2 separate regions of the Homo sapiens genome follow, and region 2 is linked to region 1. A link is a contact called in ENCODE Hi-C data. All regions are on one chromosome and are shown on one strand. The core of a region is the stretch at or near the end of the contact, and the rest is flanking DNA. Distances in the headings are between cores, read along the strand shown. Region 1 holds the start of NR1H2 (nuclear receptor subfamily 1 group H member 2). Region 2 holds the start of LENG8 (leukocyte receptor cluster member 8).

The links. Hi-C counts contacts between places; a loop is a spot of excess contacts on that map. Pooled maps may share reads with other maps.
Region 2: a pooled map shows a loop between it and region 1 (5-fold over the local background). The contact joins the promoter of LENG8 here to the promoter of NR1H2 in region 1. A Hi-C loop is called at or near these places in 7 of 50 pooled maps.

The regions. Positions count from the first base shown.
Region 1 is chr19:50,370,854-50,377,706 of GRCh38, forward strand. It overlaps NR1H2 (nuclear receptor subfamily 1 group H member 2), which reads left to right and starts at 5,604. Exons shown (of 10, transcript NM_007121.7): 1 at 5,604-5,723; 2 at 5,866-5,973; 3 at 6,734-6,795. The coding sequence starts at 6,753. It overlaps LOC105372437 (a long non-coding RNA gene), which reads left to right. Exons shown (of 4, transcript XR_007067299.1): 4 at 2,018-2,523. RefSeq lists an enhancer at 5,513-6,324 and a silencer at 6,145-6,234.
Region 2 is chr19:54,445,877-54,452,883 of GRCh38, forward strand. It overlaps LENG8 (leukocyte receptor cluster member 8), which reads left to right and starts at 3,323. Exons shown (of 16, transcript NM_052925.4): 1 at 3,323-3,434; 2 at 5,414-5,506; 3 at 6,217-6,391; 4 at 6,775-6,876. The coding sequence starts at 5,469. It overlaps LENG8-AS1 (LENG8 antisense RNA 1), which reads right to left and starts at 3,162. Exons shown (of 3, transcript NR_126418.1): 1 at 2,686-3,162; 2 at 2,289-2,339. RefSeq lists an enhancer at 3,073-3,980.

The sequences.
Region 1 (6,853 bases), core at 4,354-6,853:
TTTGAGATGGAGTCTAGGTCTGTTGCCAGGCTGGAGGGTAGTGGCGTGATCTAGGCTCACTGCAACCTCTGCCTCCTGGGTTCAAGCGATTCTCCTGCCTCAGCCTCCTGAGTAGCTGGGATTTCAGGTGCCTGCCACCATACTCGGCTAATTTTTGTATTTTTGTAGCGACGGGGTTTCGCCTTGTTGGCTAGGATGGTCTCAATCTCTTGACCTTGTGATCTGCCCTCCTTGGCCTTCCAAAGTGCTGGGATTACAGGTGTGAGCCACCGTGGCCAACGGGTATATCTGCTTATGGGAATGGGGTTTCTTTGTGGACTGACCAAAATGTTCTAAAATTGGTTATGGTGGTGGTTGCACAACCCGTGAACTTGCTAAAAACCATTAAATTGTACTTGAAAGTGCTGAATTGTTTGGTGTGTGAACCAAATCTCAATAAAGCTATTACCAAAAAAATTAGAGAATATTGGGTTACTTACAAATGAGAACCTTGGTCCACAGCTACCTTCAGACAACAAAACTGCCAGTGACCGAGTGCTTCTGTATGCCAGGCACTGCGCTTCCGGGATCCTCATACCCTTCATAAGAAATAAGAACAAGAGGCCGGGCACGGCAGCACACGCCTGTAATTCCTGCACTTTGAGAGGCCGAGGTGGGTGGATTGCCTGAGGTCGGGAGTTCGAGACCAGCCTGGCCAACATGATGAAACCCTGTCTCTATTAAAAATACAAAAAATTAGCCGGGCGTGGTGGCAGGTGCCTGTAGTCCCAGCTAGTCAGGAGGCTGAGGCAGGAGAATGGCGTGAACCCGGCAGGCAGAGGTTGCAGTGAGCCGAGATCACGCCACTGTACTAGAGTAAACTCTGTCTCAAATAAATAAATAAATAAATAAATAAGAACAAAGCCGGGCGTGGTGGCTCATGCCTGTAATCCCAGCACTTTGGGAGGCTGAGATGAGTGGATCACTTGATGTCAGGAGTTTGAAACCAGCCTGCCCAACATGGTGAAACCCCGTCTCTACTAAAAACACAAAAATTAGCCGGGCATGGTGGTGCGCACCCGTGATCCCAGCTACTCAGGAGGCTGAGGCAGGAGAATAACTTGAACCCGGGAGGCAGAAGTTGCAGTGAACCAAGATTGGGCCACTGCACTCTAGCCTGGGTGACAAGAGCAAAACTCAAAGAAAAAAGGAAGAACGATTTATCCTATTTACCAGTAGGTCAACCGAGACTGAGTGCAATGTGACTCGTCCCAAAAGTGTTGTAATTCCTCTTCAGCCTATTTCAGGACTCTTGCACTTTTCTAACAGTGGAAACTTAGAACTACTTTAACAGCCACAAGAATCAATACAGGCTGGATGAGAGGCTCATGCCTGTAATCCCGGCACCTTGGGAGGCCAAGGTGGGCAGATCGCCTGAGTCCATGAGTTCAAGAACAGCCTAGGCAACGTGGCGAAACCCCATCTCTAACAAAAATGTAAAAACTTAGCTGGGTGTGGTGGCTCATGCCTGCGGTCCCACATACTCTGGAGGCTGAGGTGGGAGGATCACCTGAGCCCAGGAGGTCAGGGCTGCAATAAGCCAAGATGGCACCACTGCACTCCAGCCTGGGCGACAGAGTGAGATCTTATCTTAAAAAAATAAATAAATAAATAAATAAATATAAATACAGTTCCACCATATCAGGCACCTCATTTGAAACCCACCCTGTTTATGCTTTTACCTCATTTAGTCATAAGAGTAAGGCAACAAGGTCATACTCTTGATCCCGGTGGGCTAGGGGAAGTCCCCATATGCTGGTGTGGGACCTCCACCCCAGCCAATGTCCAGGCTCTTGACACCATCTCGGGAAGGAACTTGAGGACAAGTGGGAAAATACTGAAAGTACAAAGATGTATTGCAAAGTGAAAAGTACACACTCAACAAAGAGGAGTACAGGTGGACTCCAGAGAGAGTCTCCTGCAGGGGGGGTTTGGGGCTGCTACCTTAATGGGTTTCTCTCTTTTTGTTTTGAGACAGTCTTGCTCTGTCCCCAGGCTGGAGTGCAGTGGCACGATCTTGGCTCACTGCAACCTCCGCCTCACGGGTTCCAGCGATTCTCCTGCCTCAGTCTCCTGAGTAGCTGGGACTACAGGTATGTACTATGGATTTCTTTAATCAAGGAGTGGAATATTCATGAAGATTCCTAGAAAAAGGAGATTTTTGAGAACTGTGGTGCCACCCACTTTTACACCAAATATGGGTGTTCCTGTAACCGTCCTGGTGCTGGTGGGTGTGTGTTTATGTTAATGAGCATATAACGAGGTCCTAGGTGAGACCTAGGTCATATGTAGGGCCTTGTTGGGTCCAATGTGTCTTAGCCAGGTTGGTCCACACCTAGGGTTTTCAAGAGTCTTATCAGCCCCCACCTGCTGCAACTATTTCAACAGTTTCCTTTTGCTAGTCATGTGAAACTGCTGCCTGGAATTTTCTATTCTCCTGTGACTACCCTGTGTTATTCCTGTCTCGCTTTTTTTTTTTTTTTTTTTTTTTGAGATAGAGTTTCAGTCTGTCGGTAGGCTGGAGTGCAGTGGCGCGATCTCGGCTCACTGCAACCTCTGACTCCTTGGTTCAAGAGATTCTCCTGCCTCAGCCTCCCAAGTAGTTGGGATTACAGGCACGTGCCACCACGCCCAGCTAATTTTTGTATTTTTAGTTGAGATGGGGTTTCACCATGTTGGCCAGGATGGTCTCCATCTCCTGACATCGTGATCTGCCTGCCTCAGCCTTCCAAAATGCTGGGATTACTGGCATGAACCACTGTGCCTAGCCTCCTGTCTCACTCTTTTTAATTTTTTTATTTTTATTTATTTGTTTATTTATTTATTTATTTTGAGACGGAGTCTTACTCTGTTGCCAGGCTGGAGTGCAGTGGCGCGTTCTCGGCTCACTGCAACCTCCGCCTCCTGGGTTCAAGTGATTCTTCTGTCTCAGCCTCCCAAGTAGCTGGGATTACAGGCACGTACCACCACGCCTGGCTATTTTTTTTGTATTTTTTTTAGTAGAGATGGGGTTTCATGGTGTTGGTCAGGCTGGTCTTGAACTCCTGACCTTGTGATCCACCTGCCTTGGCCTCCCAAAGTGCTGGGATTACAGGCGTGAGCCACCGTGCCCTGCCTTTATTTTTTTATTTTTGAGATGCAGTTTTGCTCCTGCTGCCCAGGGTGGAATGCAATGGCAAGATCTTGGCTCACCACAACCTCTGTCTCCCGGGTTCAATTCTCCTGCCTCAGCCTCCTGAGTAGCTGGGATTACAGGTGCCCGCCACCATGCCCGGCTAATTTTATATTTTTAGTAGAGACCAGGTTTCAGCAAGTTGGTCAGGCTAGTCTCGAACTCCTGATCTCAGGTGATCCACCTGCCTTGGCCTCCCAAAGTGCTGGGATTACAGGCATGAGCCACCATGCCCGGCTTTCTCACTCCTGTTTGCAATTTACAGGCAAGGAAACTGAGGCACGGGGAGGTTAAGGAACTGGGCTCAGTGTTACACAGGAAGGAAGTGACAGAGACACCAGGTTCTGCCATTTCCAACGCTCATGTTAATCACTTGTTTCGCTTCTAACATCCCTAGGTGGAAAATTCCACAATCTCAAACGATGGGCCTGAGTAGACATAATAAGTTACAGAAGAGCATGGATCACATAGTCCCATTTCTTTTTTATAAAGGCATACACATATGTCAGAGGCATTCCAACCACAGCGATTCTGTCTTGAATAGGAGCTTGGTAAAATAAGGCTGAGACCTACTGGGCTGCGTTCCCAGGAGGTTAAGGCATTCTTAGTCACAGGATGAGATAGGATAGGAGGTTGGCACAAGATACGGGTCACAAAGAGCTTGCTGATAAAACAGCATATGCAGTAAAGAAGTCAGCCAGATCCCAGCAAAACCAAGATGGCGATGAGAGTGACCTCTAGCCGTCCTCATGGCTCATTATACACTAATTATAACGCATTAGCATGCTAAAAGTCACACCCACCAGCACGATGACAGCTTACAAATGCCATGGCAACGTCAGGAAGTTCCCCTATATGGTCTAAACGGGGGAGGAACCCTCAATTCTGAGAATTGCCTACCCTTTTCCTGGAAAACTCATGAATAATCCACCCGTTGTTTAGTATATAATCAAGAAATAACTATAAGTATAATCACAGTGAACAGCCCAAGCCGCTGCTCTACCTGGAGTAGCCATTCTTTTATTCCTTTATTTTTATTGCATTTTATTTTTGAGACGGAGTTTCGCTCTTGTTACCCAGACTGGAGTGCAATGGCGCAATCTCGGCTCACCGCAACCTCGGCTCACCGCAACCTCCGCCTCCTGGGTTCAAGCGATTCTCCTGCCTCAGCCTCTCCCGAGTAGCTGGGATTACAGGCGCCCGCCACCATGCCTGGCTAATTTTGTATTTTTAGTAGAGACGGAGTTTCTCCATGTTGGTCAGGCTGATCTCAAACTCCCGACCTCAGGTGATCTGCCCACCTCGGCCTCCCAAAGTGCTGGGATTACAGGCGTGAGCCACCGCGCCCGGTCCGAGACTGAGCTTTTTTAATTCTTCCAATCACCAAGTTATTGAAACCATTTTTGCAAAATTTTAACAATGAGAAAATTCTGACATCTCAAATCTGGCCAGGCACAGCGGCTCACGCCTGTAATCCCAACACTCTGGAAGGCCGAGGTAGGTGGATTGCCTGAGGTCAGGAGTTCGATACCAGCCTGGCAAACATGGTGAAACCCCATCTCTACTAAAAATAGAAAAATTAGCCGGCCGTGGTGGTGGGCACCTGTAATCCCAGCTACAAGGGAGGCTGAGGCAGGAGAATCGCTTGAACCCAGGAGGCGGAAGTTGCAGTTAGCTGAGATCGCGGCACTGCACTCCAGCCTGGGCAACAGAGTGAGACTCCATCTCAAAAAAAAAAAAGTAAAAATAAGCCCGGTGCCGCAGCTCACGCCTGTAATCCCAGCACTTTGGGAGGCCGAGGCAGGCGGATCATTTGAAGTCAGGAGTTCGAGACCAGCCTCGCCAACATGGCGAAACCCTGTCTCTACTAAAAATACAAAAAAATGAGCCGGGCGTGGTGGCACATGCCTGTAATCCCAGTTACTTGGGAGGGTGAGGCAAGAGAATCTCTTGAACCCAGGACGCAGAGGCTGGAGTGAGCTGAGATCACACCACTGCACTCCAGTCTGGGGTGACAGAGTGAGACCTCTCCAAATAAATAAATAAAAATAAATAAAACTAACAAGCAGCACGACTCCAAAATCAGAAAACTTGTAACGACCAAAAAAGTGCAAACGTGCCTTAAATCAGTCATGTGCGACAAGCAGCTATAGCTAGGGTTTGGCCGCAGGCTCAGAGAAGCGCATGAATGAGCTAAAGCCACAAAGCGCGGGGCTGGAGGTTTGGCTCCCAAGAAGCGAGGAAATGGGTTCGGAACTCTTCTGCCAAGTCCCAGTAGATCTACCCGGTAAACTTCCGGTGAGTTTCCAACTTCCGTGCGGGGCAGCAGCTTCGGCTGGTCCTAAGCGGACCGGAAGTTCGTCAAGTTTCACGCTCCGCCCCTCTTCCGGACGTGACGCAAGGGCGGGGTTGCCGGAAGAAGTGGCGAAGTTACTTTTGAGGGTATTTGAGTAGCGGCGGTGTGTCAGGGGCTAAAGAGGAGGACGAAGAAAAGCAGAGCAAGGGAACCCAGGTAGGTGCACCCGAGAGTGGGGAGACGCAGGAGGAGCCCCGAACCCGGGGCTTCTCGGCGCTCCCCGCGTACTCCGCTCTGCCCCCTTCTCTCCTTCCATTTCCTCCCCTCGGTAATTCGCGCCTCCCGCGGCTGTTTCCAGGGCAACAGGAGTAGTTCACTCCGCGAGAGGCCGTCCACGAGACCCCCGCGCGCAGCCATGAGCCCCGCCCCCCGCTGTTGCTTGGAGAGGGGCGGGACCTGGAGAGAGGTGCGAGGGCGGAGCATGAATGGAGGAGGCGGGGCGGGGCATGATGGGAGGTGATGGGGCGGGACCTGCAGCGCGGTGCGGGGGCGGGGCATGAAGGGAGGAGGCGGGGCTGGGGGCGGGGCATGATGGGAGGAGATGTGGCGGGGCCTGGAGCGAGGTTGTGGGGGTGCAGTAGGAAGGGAGGAGGCGGGGCGGGGGCGGGGCATGATGGGAGGGGATGGGGACCTGGAGCGAGGTTGTGGGGGTGAGGCTTGGAGGGAGGGATGCATATGGGGCGGGGCAAGGTGTTGGGAGGCCCATGATGGGGGCTTTAGGGGCTGAACCTGGAAGGTTGAGGGCGGAGCATAGTAGGAGGAGGTGGGGTCAGAATGAGAAATAGGGATGCTTGGGGCAGAAGTGAGGTAGAGTCTTAAGAAGAGGAGGTGGGGGGAAACTACATGGCATGGAGGCCGTGAAGGCAGAGCATGATTAAAGGAGAATGGGCCCTACCTAGAAAAAGCAGGTGGATTGGACCTGAGGGGGCGGGGCCTACAGCAGGGGCGGGGCTTAAGACCAAGCTGAAGGCTGGCGTGGAACAGAAGGGGGCAGGTCTTGTTAGAAGGATGGGGAGGGTTTGTAGGCTGGCAGGAACCAGGGTTGTGGCTGAGAGTAGGGTCTTTGGAGAGATGGAAAAAAAAGGGAAAGCCCTGTCAGGACCTGTAACTGACCTAACCTAACCCTTCTTAGCCCCACAAGGCTCTCAATCCCCTGTATTCTACAGGCTGCTCCGTGACCCCACCATGTCCTCTCCTACCACGAGTTCCCTGGATACCCCCCTGCCTGGTGAGTGACTCTCTTCCCCACCCAGCCCTTATCACACACGAGCAGAAGCTCACTGTAC
Region 2 (7,007 bases), core at 2,073-4,572, 4.1 Mb after region 1:
TAAATGTCTTACTACATTCTGGTTGTTGTAACAAAATACCATACACTGCGTAGCTGAGGCAGGAGGATCACTTGAGCCTGGGAGGTTGAAGCTGCTGTGGGCTGAGACAGAGATCACATCATTGCACTCCAGCCTGGGTGACAGAATGAGAAACCCTGTCTCAAAAAAAAAAAAAAAGTACAGTTTTGGTTTTTGCTGTGACTGGGCTCCTGGAGTGAGAGCTCTGGATCCCAGCTGCAAGATGAGGAATCTGGAGCCGAGAGAAGGGAAACGAGTTTTCCAAGTCATACGGCTGGTTAAGTAAAAGAGCCGGGATTATGACTTAGGTTTCCTGCCCCCCAAGATTATTATTTTTTGAAACAGAGTTTCGCTCTGTCTCCCAGGCTGGAGTGCAATGGCATGATCTGGGCTCACTGCAACCTCCACCCCCAGGGTTCTAGCGATTCTCCTGCCTCAGCCTCATGAGTAACTGGGATTACAGGCATGCGCCACCATGCCCGGCTAATTTTTCTGTATTTTTAGTAGAGACGGGGTTTCGCCATGTTGGCCAGGCTGGTCTTGAACTCCTGACCTCAGGTGATCCACACGCCTCGGCCTCCCAAAGTGCTAGGATCACACGCATGAGCCACCGCGCCTGGCCTACCCAAGATTATTAAAATAAGTTTTCAGAAGCAACCCCCTACTGGCCAGGCGCAGTGGCTCATGCCTGTAATCCCGGCACTTTGGGAGGCAGAGGCGGGCGGGTCACCTGAGGTCCGGAATTCCAGATACTGTGAAACCCTGTCTTCACTAAAAATACAAAAATTAGCTGGGTGTGGTGGTGCACGCCTGTAAAGAGAATTGCTTGAACCTGGGAGGCAAAGGTTGCAGTGAGCTGAGATCGTGCTACTGCACTCCAGCCTGGGCGACAGAGCCGTCTCAAAAAATAATAATAATAATAGATTTTTTAAGAAAAGCAATCCCCTAGTGACTTCTTAGAGCACATCATCAGACAGTTGGGGTAAAATTCTGAAGTGGATTAAGGGAGGGGTGCTGGTTTGCCTGGATGGCTACATGAACATAGCCCTGGAACCAACCAAATATGTAACTGGACAACAGAAAAATAAGTACAGGGTGCATTAATCAGAGGCAACAATGTTTTGTACTTAAGTACACAGAAGACACGATGTGAAGACACCAAGAGAACAGTACTTTTCATGGTTAGACACATTTCTTAGGTATTTTTTCTACTTTGGGATTCTTTTGTGATATAATTTGTCCTGTTTACATAATTTTTTTCCCTGACATGTAAGATAAATGTATCTAATTGTGGGCTTACTTGTAAAGAGTTTTCACATTTAAGTTCCAGTCATTTCATTTTATCGCTGTATCTGTGTACAGAATGCTAAAGAATAAGACATAAAAAATAAAAGTACAGTTATAAACACCTCTTTTAAAAGGCAGAGACTGTTCGCTTGGGCAAAAAAAAGCAAGATCCAACTACATGCTATCTACAAGAAACCCACCCTAAATACAACAGGTAAAAGGAAGCTAAATGGAACGTGGGTCCTGGCTTGTACCCTGGCATGTAAAGAAAACATTGGAGGAAAAGGTGGTGAAATCCCAGTAAAGTCTGGGTTTTAGTTACAGTAATGCATCATGTCAGTATCTACAACAAACCACTTTTGTTGGTGCTTGTGATGACAGCATCAGAAGAAAGTGGGCATAAAACATGGTGGACTGCTTATGATCTTTGCAACTTTTCTTTTTTTTTTTTTTGAGACAAGAATTTCACTCTTGTTGCCCAGGCTGGAGTGCAATGGTGTAACCTCGGCTCACTGCAACCTTGGCCTCCTGGGTTCAAGCGATTCTCCTGCCTCAGCCTCCCGAGTAGCCGGGATTACAGGTGCACGCGCCACCACGCCCAGCTAATTTCTGTATTTTTAGTAGAGACGGGACTTCACCATGTTGGCCAGGCTGATCTTGAACTCCTGACCCCAGGTGATCCACCCATCTCGGCCTCCCAAAGTGTTGGGATTACAGGCGTGAGCCAGCGCGCCCGGTCTTTGCAACGTTTTGAATAAATCCAAAATTATTCCAGAACAAAAAGCTTAGTACCAAAAAGAAAACAAAAACAAAAACAAAACAAACCCCCCCCCCCCCACAGAGTAAAATAACGGAAAAAGATCTACTATGCTAGCACTAACAAAATAATACGTAGTTATGAAAATGGTATGTATTTTTCAAGCTAGACGTTCATAATGGTAGAACATGAGGAGGAAAACTGCCTCTTAAATCCCACCACTTACTGTGACACAGTGACCGGTCCCTGCAGCGGACTGGATAGTTGTATCAGAGTCCTGGACGGAAACAGATGGCACTCAAAAGGTGGCGCGCAGTTCAGAGAAATGCCTATGTACGGATTTGGTCCAATGCCTCAGCCTGACCTCAGGGACCTTCGGGGGTCTGCTCCGCGCCCACCCTTACACATCTGTGACCCCACACACTTCCACCCCAGCGCCACTGCCAACAGCTACACCCATCCCCCTCCAACCGCGTCAGCTTCCAGCCTCGGTCCATCTGAACTCGCCGTGCCCCCTCCCCTGCGCCCTTCCAGATTCATTTGCTAGGGAAGCCCGCTCTTCCGGGTGGAGCTGTTCCTCATCCCCTTTCTTTATCATTCTCTCCCCAGGGCTTCCACATCACCGTGCTGTGGACAATCCCGGAACTCCTGTCACGCCAGTTTACATTTAGGAACAGTAATGGCTCCCACTGACTCAGTCAAAACAAGGCTGCGGCCGGGCACGGTGGCTCACGCCCGTAATCCCAGCACTTTGGGAAGCCGAGACGGAGGGATCACGAGGTCAGGAGTTCGAGAACAGCCTGGCCGACATGGTGAAACCCCGTCTTTACTAAAAACACAAAAATTAGCCGGGCATAGTGGCGCGCGCCTGTAATCCCAGCTACTCCGGAGGCTGAGGCAGAATTGTTTGAACCCAGGAGGCGGAGGTTGCAGTGAGCAGAGATCACGCCACTGTACTCTATCGTGGGCGACGACAGAGCAAGAGCAAGACTCCGTCTCCGAGAACAACAACAACAGCAACAAGAAAACAACAATAAAAAAAATAAGGCTGCGTGGGAGGCAGAAAGAGCTAATGCGGCCACGCTTGTCTCCTCGGGGCCACCGTCCCCACCCAGACTTCCGGTCTGCCTTAAAATGTTCATGCGTAAGTGCGTGGGCAGGAAGGCGGGCTCAAGCGCAGCTCGTGGCGTTCATTGGCTGTGCAGGGCCGAGGGAGGCGGTGCAAGGCCGCCGCGTGACGTCAGGACGCCGCGGTCAGGACGTCGAAGCCAAAGAAGACCAGAGCCAGCCGGGTGGCACAGCGGTGTCGTGGCCGTGTTGCTGATCGCCTGGGTGGTTGTTGGCGTGTCCCTGCAGCGAAGGATCCTGGTTGGTAAGGGGAGCGGCAGGCGAGCAGGCGGGCGGGGATAGCATCTCCTTTTGGTCTTGCGCCCCGCGAGCCCCGAGGCCTTCTCGGCCGTCGCAGCAGCAGACGCCGCGCGCGAGCGTCGACAGGGTGTGGCGGCGCAGGGGCAGCCACTGCGCCTGCGCACCGGGCCTGGGGCCGCGCGTTCGGGCACTAGCGCGCGTGCGCCGTCGTCTTCTAATTTCCGTTCCTCTCCCTTGGAGTTCTCGGGGCCCCGGGGCGCCCCTCACTCGCCGTTGACCGGGTGTTGCCCCGGGCGACGGGCGGCTCCTGCGCGTCTTTCTGGGGCGTGGTGCGCAGGCGCGGCCTGGGCAGTGGCTCCGTGGCTAGTCGTGGGGATCCGAGCGGCCTCCTCCACCCGGCGTCCTCCTTTGCCTTCGCCCAGCCTGCGGGACGGCCAGGTGCTCCCGGGACCTCAGGCCTCGCGTCTGATGCCTGTCTCTGTTCTTGAGACCCGTCCGGGAGTCCTCTGTCCAGCCCCCAACTCCTGACCTTACCTCTAATCTCCCTTCTGCCCTGGGGCTCCTCTTCCTGTGTCCCCGCCACGATCCCTCGTCTCCACCCACGCCCTGTGTCCTGTTTAAGTTAAGCCTTTGCGTTTCTAGGGCTTTTCCCCAGCTCCAGACTCCCGTTCCTATCCCGTCAACTCGTGGGAATTCCGGTTCTCCTGCGGGATTAATTATCCTACTTATCAGTTACTCCCTCTCGGGAGTTTAGGCTCCTGAATCCTTGCTCCGGAGACACTCCACTTTTCTTCCAATTCTCTCTGTACCCCACTCTTAATTCGTTGAACATGTTTTGGGTCTTCTTTGGCATTCCCAAAGCTTTATGTCCAGACACCCAACCACGGTGATCCCTTTTCTCTCCCAGCCCTACCCCTGCTTCCGGGAACCTCCCGTGGAAGCAGGCAGGGGTAGTCCCACTGAGGACTCCCACGTAGGTCTCTTTACTGCCCTTCGGAGACCTTTTTGAAATCAGTCTGTCAGTGCTAAGAACCCATTTCTTCACGTTGGGGTTCACGTTGGCATTCTCAGGAACGCTCAACGACCACTTGCTTCCAGGGTTAACTTCCGGAAAATCCCCTTTTCCTCTCAAAATTTTCTTCTCTTCTCCAATATTCTTCCAGCCCCCTCGATGCTCCCTGAAAGGCCTCCCTTTTCACAGAGTTCTCGGAAACCTTTCCACCCTCTCAGCCTTAAGGGTTCCCTCAGACTCTTCTCATTATAGCATCCATCCTCTTGGTTCAGGTTCCTTTCACAACCCGTACTCCCTAGCTTTTTTTTTTTTTTTTTTTTTGAGACAGAGTTTCGCTCTTGTTGCCCAGGCTGGAGAGCAATGGCGCAGTCTCAGCTTACCGCCCTCCGCCTCCCGTGTTCAAGCGATTCTCCTGCCTCGGCCTCCCTAGTAGCTGGGATTACAGGCATATGCCACCATGCCCAGCTAATTTGGTATTTTTAGTAGAGACGTGGTTACTCCATGTTGGTTAGGCTGGTCTCGAACTCCCGACCTCAGGTGACCTGCCCGCCTTGGCCTCTCAAAGTGCTGGGATTACAGGCGTGAGCCACCGCGCCTGGCCCCTAGAATTTTTTGTAGACCTTTTCCCCTTGATGGAGGCACCCCTACCCTCTGGACCTTTCATCACAGCCTCTCTTTGCTCACATGGGTTTCAGACCCTTCTCCTTCCCTTTGGGAAGTCTGCTCTGGCTTCCCTGTTTCCAAATCCTTCGTTTTCCACCTGGAGCTCTACAAAGGGGCCAGGGGCTTCCCCTCACTCCAGCCTTTCTAGTCCACACCCAGAACTCTTCAGATCCTTGACCCCAGTGGCTTTTCAGTCAGCCTCCCCTTTTCTGCCCGGCTTCTCTTGAGTCCATCTACTTTTCTTCCCCACTTTGTGACGTGTTTTTAGCTCCCCCTTAAGTCTCCCTAACTCATTCTTTTTCTCATAGACAGTGAAAAAGCAGTCTGGCTCCCGAGGTCCACCCCTTATACCCCAAGGTCCAGATGGCGGCCAACGTGGGTGATCAACGTAGCACAGATTGGTTAGTGAGGCGAGAGGGATGGAGGCCAGTCGGGAGGGAAAGAGGAAGCAAGACCCAGTGCTGTCCTCTGGGGTGGGACCTCCCGTGGCCTTAGGGGAGGTGATGCCACAATCCCTGTGGGTGGGGGTGGTGGTGAGGCAAACACAGAGGGAAGCATTTGGTTGTGGTGTGGAGAGGGGCAAGCTTTCACCTCTCTGAGCTTTCGTTTTTCACAGTACAGCGCTTGCTTTGCAGAATTGTGATGATTCATTCAAGCAAGTGTAATTAGGAGGCAGCTTCCCAACACTCAATACACAGTCATTTATTTGTTTTTCTGCTGATTCCTTATTTTTTCTCAAAATAGTGTGATAACCTGCCGACTGGGGTGATGTCAGACAGAATTCATTGATTCATGAAAGACATAGCCCTAGGAGGTGCCAAGGCCTGTGTTCAGTTCTGTGGGTTCTGTTAATTGTTTTGTTTGTTTGGTTTTAACAACTGCTGTGTGCCAGGCTCTGGGATAAGTACCTTAAGTAGGTGATCTCATTTATCCCTCCCAGCAGACTCTGAAGCAGAAACCCTTTATCAGCATAGTACAGATTAGAAAACTTAGGCTTAGACTGGTAGTAACAGTTAGATATGGGATCCAGGGGCTGGAATTTGCCTCCCAACTTGCCCACCTGTGTACAGTGGGGAGAACAGGTGTGACTTGATGTCCTCTCTCTCTGCAGGTCTTCTCAGTACAGCATGGTGGCTGGGGCAGGCCGAGAGAATGGCATGGAGACGCCGATGCACGAGAACCCGGAGTGGGAGAAGGCCCGTCAGGCCCTGGCCAGCATCAGCAAGTCAGGAGCTGCCGGCGGCTCTGCCAAGTCCAGCAGCAATGGGCCTGTGGCCAGTGCACAGGTGAGAAGGCCTCATGGGGCTGGGGTACCCTGAGCCAGAGGTTGTGGGAGGGACACAGTCTGGCGTCCTGTTGTATCATTCAGACGGGGTGCTCTGAGGGGAAACATGAAAAGACGTTCCAGGGTATCTAAATCTGAACGGGAAAAAGTTCTGTTTCCTTGAGGAAATTAGGGCGTGATGTGGTTCTGAAGAGGGAGGCCATGCCCATGCCCCTGGTCTCTAACGTGCGTGAGTCTCATGGTAGAGACAGTGGCTCACTTTGCAGATACATGGACCCAGTTTCATCCCTTGGCAATTGGCCACCAGTAAACAGGCTTGCCCTTTGGGGGCCGTGTGCCTGTGGATTTGGGCTGCTGACGGCACATGTGCCTCTGCTTCCACAGTACGTGTCCCAGGCAGAAGCCTCAGCTTTGCAGCAGCAGCAGTACTACCAGTGGTACCAGCAGTACAACTATGCCTACCCCTACAGCTACTACTATCCCATGGTGAGTGCCCAGCCAGTGGGGCGGGGCAGGGCGAGGTGGAGTCTGCTGGGTCGGGGCGAGGTGAAGTGGAGTCTGCCGGGATGGGGCTGGGTGGTGGATGGACTGGAGATCGCAGTGATAACTGCTCAGAA